Linked DNA regions of Homo sapiens: regions 1 and 3 are each linked to region 2. A link is an interaction called in ENCODE POLR2A ChIA-PET data of the cell type or tissue named here. Cell type or tissue: CD4-positive, alpha-beta T cell. All regions are shown on one strand.

Evidence for each region. ChIA-PET counts read pairs that join two places held together with the same protein. Peaks named below come from ENCODE experiments on the same cell type or tissue, not always from the same donor. Only the 100,000 strongest peaks of a DNase experiment are listed, where the experiment ranks them.
Region 1: POLR2A ChIA-PET joins it to region 2 with 7 read pairs; 3 of 35 experiments call an interaction of 5 or more read pairs at or near these places.
Region 3: POLR2A ChIA-PET joins it to region 2 with 7 read pairs; 2 of 35 experiments call an interaction of 5 or more read pairs at or near these places.

Annotation. Positions count from the first base shown.
Region 1 is chr19:21,464,543-21,468,542 of GRCh38, reverse strand. No RefSeq gene overlaps it. Among named protein-coding and RNA genes, the nearest start is that of LINC00664, 17 kb to the left of the region's middle. In CD4-positive, alpha-beta T cell, no CTCF peak of the experiment used is centred here; no DNase peak of the experiment used is centred here.
Region 2 is chr19:21,578,978-21,582,977 of GRCh38, reverse strand. The region is part of intron 3 of LOC101929007 (a long non-coding RNA gene); the gene reads left to right. Among named protein-coding and RNA genes, the nearest start is that of ZNF429, 75 kb to the right of the region's middle. In CD4-positive, alpha-beta T cell, no CTCF peak of the experiment used is centred here; no DNase peak of the experiment used is centred here; H3K27ac peaks cover 1,311 bases.
Region 3 is chr19:21,634,976-21,638,975 of GRCh38, reverse strand. It overlaps the pseudogene CPSF6P1. Among named protein-coding and RNA genes, the nearest start is that of ZNF100, 130 kb to the left of the region's middle. In CD4-positive, alpha-beta T cell, no CTCF peak of the experiment used is centred here; no DNase peak of the experiment used is centred here.

The DNA.
Region 1 (4,000 bases), 110 kb after region 2:
TCATCCTGCCACAAAACTAAAGTGTACCCAAAACCCTAGCCCTACCACAGGTCTCTGACTTTCCATCCCAGAACACAAGGAGGCCCTCGATCTTTTTTACTTAAAGCCTGAACTTCAAACCAGGTTGGGTCTGGGGGTAGTGGCAGCAAAAGCAGCAGCCATAATATGAAGCATACAAATGACTCGAGAAATCCCATCTGCATGTCATTCACTCGGAACTGACCTGGAGTTGTGTACAAGTTAAGAAGGACAGATCTATACACTCATTGGCATGGACACATTCTACAGTTGCTGGGAAGAATGAGGGACCTGAGAGGCACCTTTTTCCCAGCTGCAAGCTGATGTCCACATACACCATTCACATGTCTTCATTTATGCCTCTGCATTGTATATTCATTGAGCCAATGCAAACACATCTCCTGGGGGGGGCATCATTCAATGCAGCACCAGCCCCCACTTGTCCTGGGGGGCAGTCAGTAGGGATCTGGTCAGCTCATAATCTCCTAGGACAATGGTGCTGCCCCCTTTCCAGCACTCACATCCAGCAGCACCATCTTGGGATGGTTTTCATCAAACATGAACAGCGTGAGGTAGCAGGCATGGTGTGACAGGCTCAGGGCCATGGACAGCTGGCTGCTGGGGAAGCAGCATAGGGCAGGGGCATCTGTGGGTGGCACCATGACAAGCCCCTACCCCCACACAGCCCCTACCCCCACACAGCCTGAGTCCAAATGCCATTCAAATCTTCCTGGGTGGTATTGGGGTGCTCGATGTCCATTTCTCACCTGCTCATTAGCACTGCCTTGTGTTGGTTACTCAGGACCTGGGGAGAGGGGTGGGGGCTGTTGATCCAGGATGGGCAACACCTCACACCCAGAGTCCACGTGGCTGCAGGCCAGCAAGCAAGCCCAAGTGGCTCAGCTCTAGACACTGAGCCTCGGCACCTCTGGCTTGCACTTTCTATTTATACTTTGCACAAAGGCAACAGAAGGAGGTCAACATCAGCTGTTGTGACATGGAACTCTATGCGCCACGGAGACCTTCTAAAAATGTTGTCTTAAGTCCTTTTCTTTCTAATAAAATCTATACAAATACACACATGCAAGCCTGAAACTACTATAAATGAAATATTAAGTGTTTTAAAACCCATAAACAAACAAACACAAAAACAGCCACTTTGAGGAGAGAGTGGGACCCTAAAGCAGCTGACCCCCCAAAAGCCCCACCAAGCCTTAGGACAGGACAGGCAGCCTGAACACTACAAGGCCACATGGTGGTTACAGAGGATGACAGCTCCCACAGGTACTTGTCAGGCACTGTGGTAGCTTCTCACTCAGAGTCTCAGAACGCCTCCTCACCAATACCCTGTGAGGGGAGGTCCCGCCTCACTAGAGCACAGGAGTTTCCTGAACTCTCCCAAGGAAATGGTTAACAAAGGGTGGAACTAGGGGAAGCCCAGACAAAACAAGTGACTCCCCAGTGTCTCCCTAGACTCCATCCACTCCTCCACATGGGGCCCGGAGGGGAAGTGAACAGCCTCTTAACTCCCTCGATAGGGTTCCAGTCCTGCAGGCCTGGACTCTCCCATTTCCTGCTACCATAGAGGGTGACAATGAAACTCCAGACTCCTCATTTGCCATCCCTCATTTGCCAGGCCAGGTCCAAAGACGTTTGATGACACAGCCCAGAGGGTGCTCGAGGCCCACCTCAGCATAGTCACCGGTAATGTAGTGGGGAGGAGCAAGGAGGTGCTCAGGGCCTCAGTGATGAGCTCACAGCCCTCCTTTAGGAGGCCTGCAGAGCACACTCCCAGGGAGCAGTGCTCAGATGGGCAGACAGGCCAACCAGCACCGAGGACTCAGAACCCCTCCTTGCCCCACCTGCCGCCCGGCCACATGAGGCTCTGTCCCACTTTCAGGGCTTCTGCACAGGCCAGTCCCCACTGCTTCTGTGGCGAGATATCAGAGTTGAAGTGAATGTTGAAGTGAGTGCTGAAGGCCATGCAGCTGATGGAGCTTACTGCCTTGCACACACTGTAAATCACCTCCTGGCTCCAAGGGTCTGCTGTGGAAGAGACACAGCCTGATGGGATGTAGCCCCACTCCACCACCAGTGGGGCTTGGCTGTCCTGAGCTGCAGCCCGCAGCTCCTTGCAGAGATGTCTACCTGCTTCTCTCTGGAGCTGGGGCATGAGCCATCCCTGGCAAGGACCGGCTGCCAGGACAGGCTGGGAACTCTCCCCCAGCATCCTCAGGAGCCCCACCTGTGCTGGCATCTGCGCTGGTGATTTCCATAATAAGATTATGGAAGATTTTTAAAGCAACTTTCCCCCCTCATTTCTCTATCTTAATAACAGCACTGATAACTTCTAAGCCCCAGCAGGCTGAAAGTGTAAGACAAATGAGCTCCTGCCTAAGAAGGGCCATAATTGGGCAGTGTGTGCTCAGGAGGGCACCCCATGGTTGTTAGTGGAGGGTGGGAAGCTGGATGGCCCTGGCCACTCAGTCCAGTGGAAAGGAGGGCCCTCTCCTTCCAGGAAATCAAAGTCTCAAAGAGACCAGAATAAGTGCTTGACCAGCCTGCCAGGAAGCAGAAGGCTAGATGGCCTTGCAGGCAACCCCAGGCAGCCTTTAGGGTGCCTGATAGGGCTGAGCTCATTCCAGCTTTCCTTGCTTTCATTCCGTCTACAAGAAAACCTGCCTGCTGGCTGGGCATGGTGGCTCATGCCTGTAATCCCAGCACTTTGGGAGGCCGTGGCAGGTGGATCACAAGGTCAGGAGTTCAAGACCAGCCTGGCCAAGATGGTGAAACCCTTTCTCTACTAAAAATACAAAAATTGCCAGGCGCAGTGGCAGGTGCCTGTAATCCCAGCTACTCGGGAGGCTGAGGCAGGAGAATCACTTGAACCCGGGAAGCGGAGGTTGCAGTGAGCTGAGATCGCACCATTGCACTCCAGCCTGGGCAACAGAGCGAGAGTCCATCTAAAAAAAATAAATTAATTAAAAATTTAAAAAAGTTTTTATATCTTTGATATTTCGCTCATTATTTCTAAATCTCATTTAGTTGTCTATTTGTGTTTTATTTTTGTTCATTGAGCATTCTAAGATGATGATGATTATTATTTATTTATTTATTTTGAGATGGAAGTCTCGCTCTGTCGCCCAGGCTGGAGTGCGGTGGTGCGATCTGGGCTCACTGCAAGCTCCACCTCCCAGGTTCACGCCATTCTCCTGCCTCACCCTCCAAGTAGCTGGGACTACAGGCGCCTGCCACCACACCCGGCTAATTTTTTGTATTTTTTTTCAGTAGAGACGAGGTTTCACCATATTAGTCAGGATGGTCTCGATCTCCTGACCTCGTGATCTGCCCACCTTGGCCTCCCAAAGTGCTGGAATTACAGGCGTGAGCCACCACGCCCGGCCTATTATTTTGTATTTTTAGTAGAGACCAGGTTTCACCACATTGGCCAGGCTGGTCTCGAACTCCTGACCTTGTGATCCACCTGCCTCAGCCTCCCAAAGTGCTGGGATTACAGGCATGAGCCACCGTGCCCGGCCAAATATTTTGAATTCTTTATCAGATATGCAAAAACTTCATTTCTTAAGATTCAATTTCTGGATATTATTTTGCTCCTTCAAGTGGGACATATTTCCTGTCTTTTCTCTATGCCCTGTGATTTTTTTTTTTAAGTGATATCTGAGGATTTATACAACAGCCATCTAATCCAGCATTTAAAGACCGGCTTAGTAAAGGGGAGATACTGACAGTAATCAGCCAGGCTATGAATGCTGGGTGTTTCACATTCTCAGATACGTTTTCTCTGAAGTTGTGTGTGTGTTTAAGTTAAAGAGTTTTTTTTCTTTTTCTTTTTTTTTTTTTTTTTGAGAGAAGTCTCACTCTTGTCCCCCAGGCTTGAGTGCAATGGCTCGATCTCGGCTCACTGCAACCTCCGCCTCCCGGGTTCAAACGATTCTCCTGCTTCTGCCTCCCAAGTAGCTGG
Region 2 (4,000 bases):
GTTGACTCCTGCCCTAGGCTGTAGCTCAGCCCTGTCATTCATGTGCAGTGCAATCTTGGGCAAGTGACTTCACCCCTCTGGGTCTCCTCACTTGTAAAATAGGAATAAAACTGCTCTCCAGAGATGAGGGATATATTTGTATTCTACTGTAGCACAACAAACTATGACAAATGTAGCAGTTTATAATAATCCCTATTGACTTCCTCATAGTTCTATAAGTCAGAAGTCCAGGTGGGTTTAACCGGGCTCCCTGCTTAGGGTCCCACAAGGCCAAAGTCAAGGTGTTGGCTGGGCTGGGCCCTTCTCTGAAGGCTCTTGGGGAGAATCCACTTCCAAGCTCATTCAGGTCATTGGCAGAATTCAGGTCCTTGCAATTGTAGTAACCAGGTCTTTCTTTTTTTTGTTTTTTTTGCGATGGAGTCTTGCTCTCTTGCCCAGGTTGGAGTGCAGTGGCCCAATCTCAGCTCACTGCAACCTCCACCTCCAGGTTCAAGCGATTTTTCTACCTCAGTCTCCCGAGTAGCTGGGATTACAGGCACCTGCCACCATGCCTGGCTAATTTTTGTATTTTTAGTAGAGACGGGGTTTCACCATGTTGGCCAGGCTAGTCTCAAACTCCTGACCTCAGGTGATCCACCTGCCTTGGCCTCCCAAGTGCTGGGATTACAGGCATGGGCCACTGCGCCCGGACCCAGGTCCTTCTTTATAGCTGCCAGCCAAGGTGCTGCTCTCTGCTCCTAGAGACTGTTCTCAGTTCTGTCTCAGGGACCCCTCCAACTCAGTAACTGAAAACCAGCCTCAAGTCAAATCTGTCTCCCACTATGAACCTCTGATGGCCTTTTCTAGCCAAAGAAGACTCTGCTTTCAAAGGGCTTCTGTGATTAGGTTAGGCCCACCCATCTCCCTAGCATAAGGTCTGCTGATTACTAACTTTAATGACATCCACAAAATTTCTCTTGCCATGTCACATAATTATAGCATTAACACCAGGGGGCAGAGGTCAGGAGAATCATCTCAGAATTCTGCCCACCATAGGTGCTGTGCCAAGGGACTCAGAGCACATGTGCTGTGAACACATTCCTTACAGGATCACTCCCTCTGTGCCAGGTGCCACCATGCCAGAAACAGAGGGCAGGACACAGGGACAGGTGGTGCATTCACAAATAATTTGGAAACAAGCCAGATGGTGACCAGAGCTTGCCTCTGAATGCCCCTTGTTGGGGATGCTATACAGAAAGCCCAGGATTTTTAGCTGAACCAACAAGGAGGCTTTGAAAAGGTGACATCTGAGCTGGGTTGTGATACACGTAAAATTTCAAGAAGCAAAGAAAGGGCTGGAACTGAGGGTAAAGAAGGGCTATCTGCTCAAGGCACACATTGATTACGAAAGGATACATCAGTATTATGTTAACAATGAACATAATTGTAAGCTTTTGTATAAACCAGCCTGTTAAGGATTACCAACAGAATAAATGTTAGCATATTTTGAACACCTACCAAATGCCAGGCACTATGTATACTAGGTACACTAGGTATATTGTATTCCTAGCTTATTTAATCTTCAAAGAACCCTACATGGTAGAACTTTTTCTTCTTACAACTTTTTTGAAATATAATTTGCATACTAGAAAAATCACTCATTTAAAGTGTACAATTTAATGGCTTTCAGTAAATTCACAGAGTTGTTCATCTATCACTACTAAAATCGAATCTATCTTAGAACAGTTTTATTACCCTCAGAAGAAATTCTACGCCCCTTAACCATGACACCCTAATTACTCCCTGGCTTCCAGTCCTAGGCAATCACTAATCTAACTTCTGAGTGTGGATTTGCACATTCTAAACATTTTATATAAATGAAAACATAGAAAATGTGACCTTTTGTGTCTGGCTTTCACATAATATGCTACGTGAAAGGTACATCCATGTCTTAACATGTGTTGGTACTTCATTCCTTTTTATTGCTGAATAATATTCCATTGTATGGATATACCACATTTTGCTTAATTATTCATTAATTGACAGACATTTGACTTGTTTCTACTTTTGGCCATTATGAATACTGCAGCTATGAACACTCACATACAAGTTTTTGTGTGGATGTATGCTTTCATTTTCCCTGGGTATGTAACCTAAGGATGAACTTGCAGGATCATATAGTTAATTCTACATTTAACTGATTGAGGATAAGATAGGAATTTGTATCTTCACTTTAGGATTGAGAAAGCTGAGGCTCAAAGAAGTTAAAATAGCTGCCCAAGATTATAGAACAGAGAAGATTGAAACACATATTCATCATACATCAAAGCTCTAGACTTCCATGGCTCTACATACATACAAAATAAGACAGAGGTCTCTTTTAACAAGTCTCATCTTAAAATATACATTTCTCAAGAGCAGAAATTTTTGTCTGTTTTATCTCAAAAAAAAAAAAATGTGATTTTGATTTCTCCAATTAGCTCCACATGAATGGGATTTTGAATCGAGCAAAGAGATAGGCAGGACGAGGACATTTTGTGGGCTTGAGTCCAGCATTGACTTCCTAACTCTAAGGCAATCTTCTGATTTAGTGCTTCCTGCCTTTGGATGAAGCAGGAGCTCCTCTGATGGACCAGCTCTATGTGGTGTTGAGAGCCATTTCTGGAAATTGAGCCTAGAGTTTCTGTCTTCAGCCCTTTGAGGCTGAGAGCCATCTAAACCACTTAACCCATTTCCCGTTTAGAAGAAAAGGTGCAGCTGGTTGCCAGTGCTCATTTAATTTTACATAAACATCCTCCTTGAAGCTGAAGCAAATCTGAATGATTTTTATCTTGAAAATAAAATATAAAAACTGTTTGTGAAGTTATTTCTAAACAAAACTTGTCTCTAGTCCTAATGTAACAGAAATGTATATGATGTCACATTAGGATTAGAAACATGAGTGTTCTCAGGGCAAGTGGGAAATAGGTTAATGAATTCTTGTCTTCTTAACCCACACAAGTAGACATTATAAGTCCCACTCCACAGATGAGTAAACAGAGGCTTCACTGGAAAAGCTAAATGTTTTGTTAGGGGTAACTCTACTAATAGTGGCAAAAGTAGAATTCGACCCAGATTTATCTAACCAGAAACTTGTGTTCTCCCCTATTACTGACCCCCTGTGACAGTCAAGGTGTAGAATAAACTAAAAGGCATTCCACCCCAAGAAAGGAGCTGAATGTTTAGTTAACAACAGAAGACACAGTGGATGGGAGTGGTAGAAGGTAAGATTTCATCGCTGCTGTGATAGTGTTATGGCCAGCATCCCAAGGAAGGCTTTATCCTGCCTTGATCTTCCCATAGGGTTCCTACCCAAGGTGCTATAGACAAGGAACAATAGCTAAATGCGAATCACTGGCTCACTTTGTTAGTATTTGACTTAGTGTCCAATAACTGCCAAAATGATAAAAGTCTGAGGTAGAGTATAAAACTTAGGCCTGGTCGAGCGCGGTGGCTCATGCCTGTAATCCCAGCACTTTGGGAGGCCGAGGTGGGTGGATCACCTGAGGTCAGAAGTTCAAGACCAGCCTGGCCAAAATGGCAAAGCACCATCTCTACTAAAAATATAAAAATTAGTGGAGTGTGCTGGCACACACCTGTAATCTTAGCTACTTGGGAGGCTGAGGCAGGAGAATCACTTGAATCCAAGAGGTGGAGGTTACAGTGAGCCAAAATTACACCACTGCACTCCAGCCTGGGTGACAGAGTGGGACTCTTTCTCAAGAAAATAAAAAATAAAAACATACTGCTGGATGCGGTGGCTCATGCTTGTAATCCCAGTGCTTTGGAAGGCTGAGACAGTCAGATCACAAGGTCAGGAGATCGAGACCATCCTGGCTAACAGAGTGAAACCCCATCTCTACTAAAAATACAAAAAATTAGCTGGGCATGGTGGCACATGCCTGTAGTCCCAGCCACTCGGGAGGCTGAGGCTTGAACCGGGGAGGTGGGTGTTTCAGTGAGCCGAGATCACGGCACTGCA
Region 3 (4,000 bases), 56 kb before region 2:
ATATTCTCGGGCTCTTTTCCTTGCTCCAGACAGTGACCAGGTCTGGCTTAGTGACAGCAATACCTGCTTTATTAGAAATGAATAACTTGAATCTTTCTCTTATTCTCCAATTACCAACCTAGTAGTATGCTTAGTAAAGAGGAGGTAATAGAATATTCCCAAAATTAATCTCAAAATACTAATGAAATTTCTAAATGTTTAGAAAATATTTTAAATTTGTAGGTCCTTAATTTCACTACCCGGTACTCATGATGCTGATGAATAGATTTTAAAATACGGGCAACTATATATAAATACTTTTTTTTTTGGGGCGGAGTGGGACAGAGTTTTGCTCTGTTGCCCAGGCTGGAGTGCAGTGGCACGATCTCGGGTCACTACAACCTCTGCCTCCTGGGTTCAAATGAATTCTCCAGCCTCAGTCTCATGAGTAGCTGGGACTACAGGCATGTGCCACCATGCCCGGCTAATTTTTGTATTTTTAGTAGAGACAAGGTTTCACTTTGTTGGCCAGGCTGGTCTCAAACTCCTGACCTCGTGGTCTGCCCACCTTGGCCTCCCAAAGTGCTGGGATTACAGGAGTGAGCCACCGTGCCTGGCCTAAAAACATGGGCAACAATATTTTATGCCACTACATTTCTGGAATTACCACTAATCTAGAGTGAAGGATACAGACCAGCTCAGGAATGTGGAAAGTTCAGGTCAAGATGAGACATCTTGAATACCTTCTTTTCCACACAGACAAAGTCTCAAGATTTTTTTGAAAAAATGGATCAGAAACTCATTTATGCAAAGCGTAAATTACCAAAAATCATTCCACAAAAAAAGAGAAAGGAAACCTTTAGGGTATATTAGAAATTGTGTATTAAAGTTATTCTCACCCAAGAAGACCAGGTTTCTGTAGTTCTCTAACATCACTTTCCTATACAAACCCTGCTGAGCACTGTCCAGGCATTGCCACTCCTCCAGAGAGAATTCTATGGCCACATCCCTAAATGACAATGGCTCCTGAAAAACGCAAGCACACAGACACACATATATTTACCAAATGGTCATGAGCAGAATTTATCATTTGAATTAAAATAAAATGACAGAGTAAAGAGAATTGGTTCTGATTAATAGAAATGACTGAAATTCTCCAATAATTTTTAACACAGAAATATTCTCTAAAATATTCTCTAACTCTGAGAGAAGAGAATAGCATAAGGCCCACAACACCAATATACATATGACACTTTTCTAGATAATAAAGTATAAAATTAAGAGCATATAGGCAGTAGGAATAAAATAGCCACAGGTAATAAGCAACTGCTGGTCACCTGTTGCCCACCTTTCTTTTAGAGACCAGATAGTGAACAAAAGATGATGGGGCTACAGGAGAAAAACAGCTGTCTTCAGTTCTGTCCACACACTTGAACTCCAGTATTTAGAGATGGAGAAAATAGATTAAAAGCAAACATATTTTGCTATTTGGTCTTGGCCCTAATGGTCAGGCTGTATTTATCTGTTTTCTCCTGTGGTGTGGGGGACTATGTGAGTCTAAGCACCAATCACATGCATACATGTCTACAGGTATTTCTGCATTACCCAAATTCTCTCACAAAACATCAAACTTTAAATCAGGGGAAGAAATCAGTACCTAGAGGGTGTCCACTGTTAGAAGCCAACTGGTAGTCAACCTGTCTCTGAATCCTGGCAACCTATCTGTACTGGGTGCATGTATTAGTTAGCTATTGCAGCATAACAAATCATCCAAAACTTATTAGTTCATAATTGAAATGATCAGCCATTTAGGCCGAGCTGAGTGGGGCCATTCTTCCAGTCTCAGCTGAGCTCCTTCAGACATGTATCATCAGCTGCTTGTTGACTAGACAGCTCTGCTTCTGGGGGTGAGTTTCTTCTTCTGGGCCTGTCAACAGCGGCACCTTGCTTCTCCTCCTCATGGTATCTTATTTTCCAGCTGGCTAACATGGGCATTATTCATGGAGATGGCAGCATTCTAAAAGAAAAATAGAAGCAGTCAATACCATTTGAGCCTGGGCCCCAAACTGGCCCACTGTCATGTTCACAGGTTTCTACTGACCTGAGCAAATAAGGGCAGCCAGATATAGGGTTTTGAAAACAGATTCCAGATCTTAAGGAAACAGCTGTAAAAGCACCTGGCTATGGGCATAGATACAAGTAGGATGAAAAAATGTTGTCATTTTGCAATCATTTTACAATTTGTAATATTCTACCTTTTTTACATATGTGGTATATAGAACTCTTCCACATCAAGAAACTTGTGCAGACCTACAGCTACTAAGTGGCTGGGCTGAGACTCAGGATCAACTTTATCTGACTCCAAAGCCCATACACCTCCATAGATCACACTACTAAAGTAGCTGCCCTGCCCTAGACTCTTGAAATCCTGGAGAGTGACACTTCTACAGAAGAAGTCAGATTCCTTTTAGATTTGTGCTCATAGAGTACTTTTTATCATTGGGAATAATCCTCACAAAAATTGCAGAAGCACATGGTGGCTCTCACCTGTATTTTTAGCACTTTGGGAGGATGAGATGGGAGATGATGTGAGCTCAGGAGTTCCAGTGCTGCCTGAACAACATAGTAAGATTCTGTTTCCATGACAAAAATGAAGAAATTAGCCACCCATGGTGGTGCATGCCTATAGTCCCAGCTACTTAGGTGGCAGAGGCAGGAGGATAGCTTAAACCTGGAAGGTCAAGTCTGCAGTGAGCTATGAGTAGTTACACCACTGCAATCAAGACTGGATGACAGAGTGAGTCCCTGTCAAAAGAAGGAAAGAAAGAAGGAAGGAAGGAAAAGAAAGAAAGAGAGAAAGAAGGGAGGGAGGGAGGGAAGGAGGGAAGGAAGGAAAGAAAGAAACTGGAGAAGCATTTTGTAAAGACATAAAATAATTTGGAGAAATAGCTGAGGGATGAGTTTAGAAAATCAAAGTCCAATGGCACATTATTAGTTTTCATCATAGAAAATATTTGAAATCTTTTAAAAGAAAAAACCTTTAGATACATTAATTTTTTTTTTTAAAGATGGAGTCTTGCTTTGTCACCCAGGCTGGAGTGCAGTGGTGTGATCTTGTCTCACGGCAACCTCTGTCTCCCCAGTTCAAGCGATTCTCTTGCCTTAGCCTCCTGAGTACCTGGATTATGGGCATGCGCCACCATACCCAGCTGATTTTTGTAGTTTTAGTAGACACAGGGTTCCACCATGTTGGTCAGGCTGCTCTTGAATTCCTGACCTCGTGATCCACCTGCCTCAGCCCCCCAAAGTGCTCCCAGACGTGAGCAACAGAGATCAATTGAGCATGGAATGATTTGCAAATTGGGTAGGCTGTGGATCCAGAGTAGGCTCAGAGAGAATCTAACACAGCCACATGATGAAAATAGATTTATAAACAGCAAAAGCAAAGTGACATACAGAAAATGAAAGTGAGATACAGAAACAGCCAGATTGATTACAGGTTGGGATTTGCCTTATTTAATCATGATTTGAACACTTGATGTTCTTTTATTGGCAAAAACACAGAGGTTTGTACAATAATTGGTTGGTCTATTTATATACCCAGTTAGATTTCAGTTTACTATGTATAAAAAACCTAGTGACCAAAGTTAAACAGGAAAGGGGGCAGCTTTAGGCATAATTAATTTAACAATTTCTCCCTTTTGGTCAACTTCTCAATTTTGAGAGATAGACCAAAACTTTAGACATTGATATTACTCTGTCACCATCAAAAATGTACTTATTTGGTGGCGGCAGCAGCAGTGGCCGAGGCTGAGGGAAGATGGCAGACAGCGTGGACCACATAGACATTTACGAGATGTGGGTGAAGAGTTAAACCAGGAAGCTGAATATCGTGGGTATGGCCAGATAGATTTGTATGACTGTGTCATATCTCCATCTGCAAATAATGGAGATGCCACAGAAGACTGGGATTACATGGATACTCTCCCACCAACTGTTGGTGATGATATGGGTAAAGGAG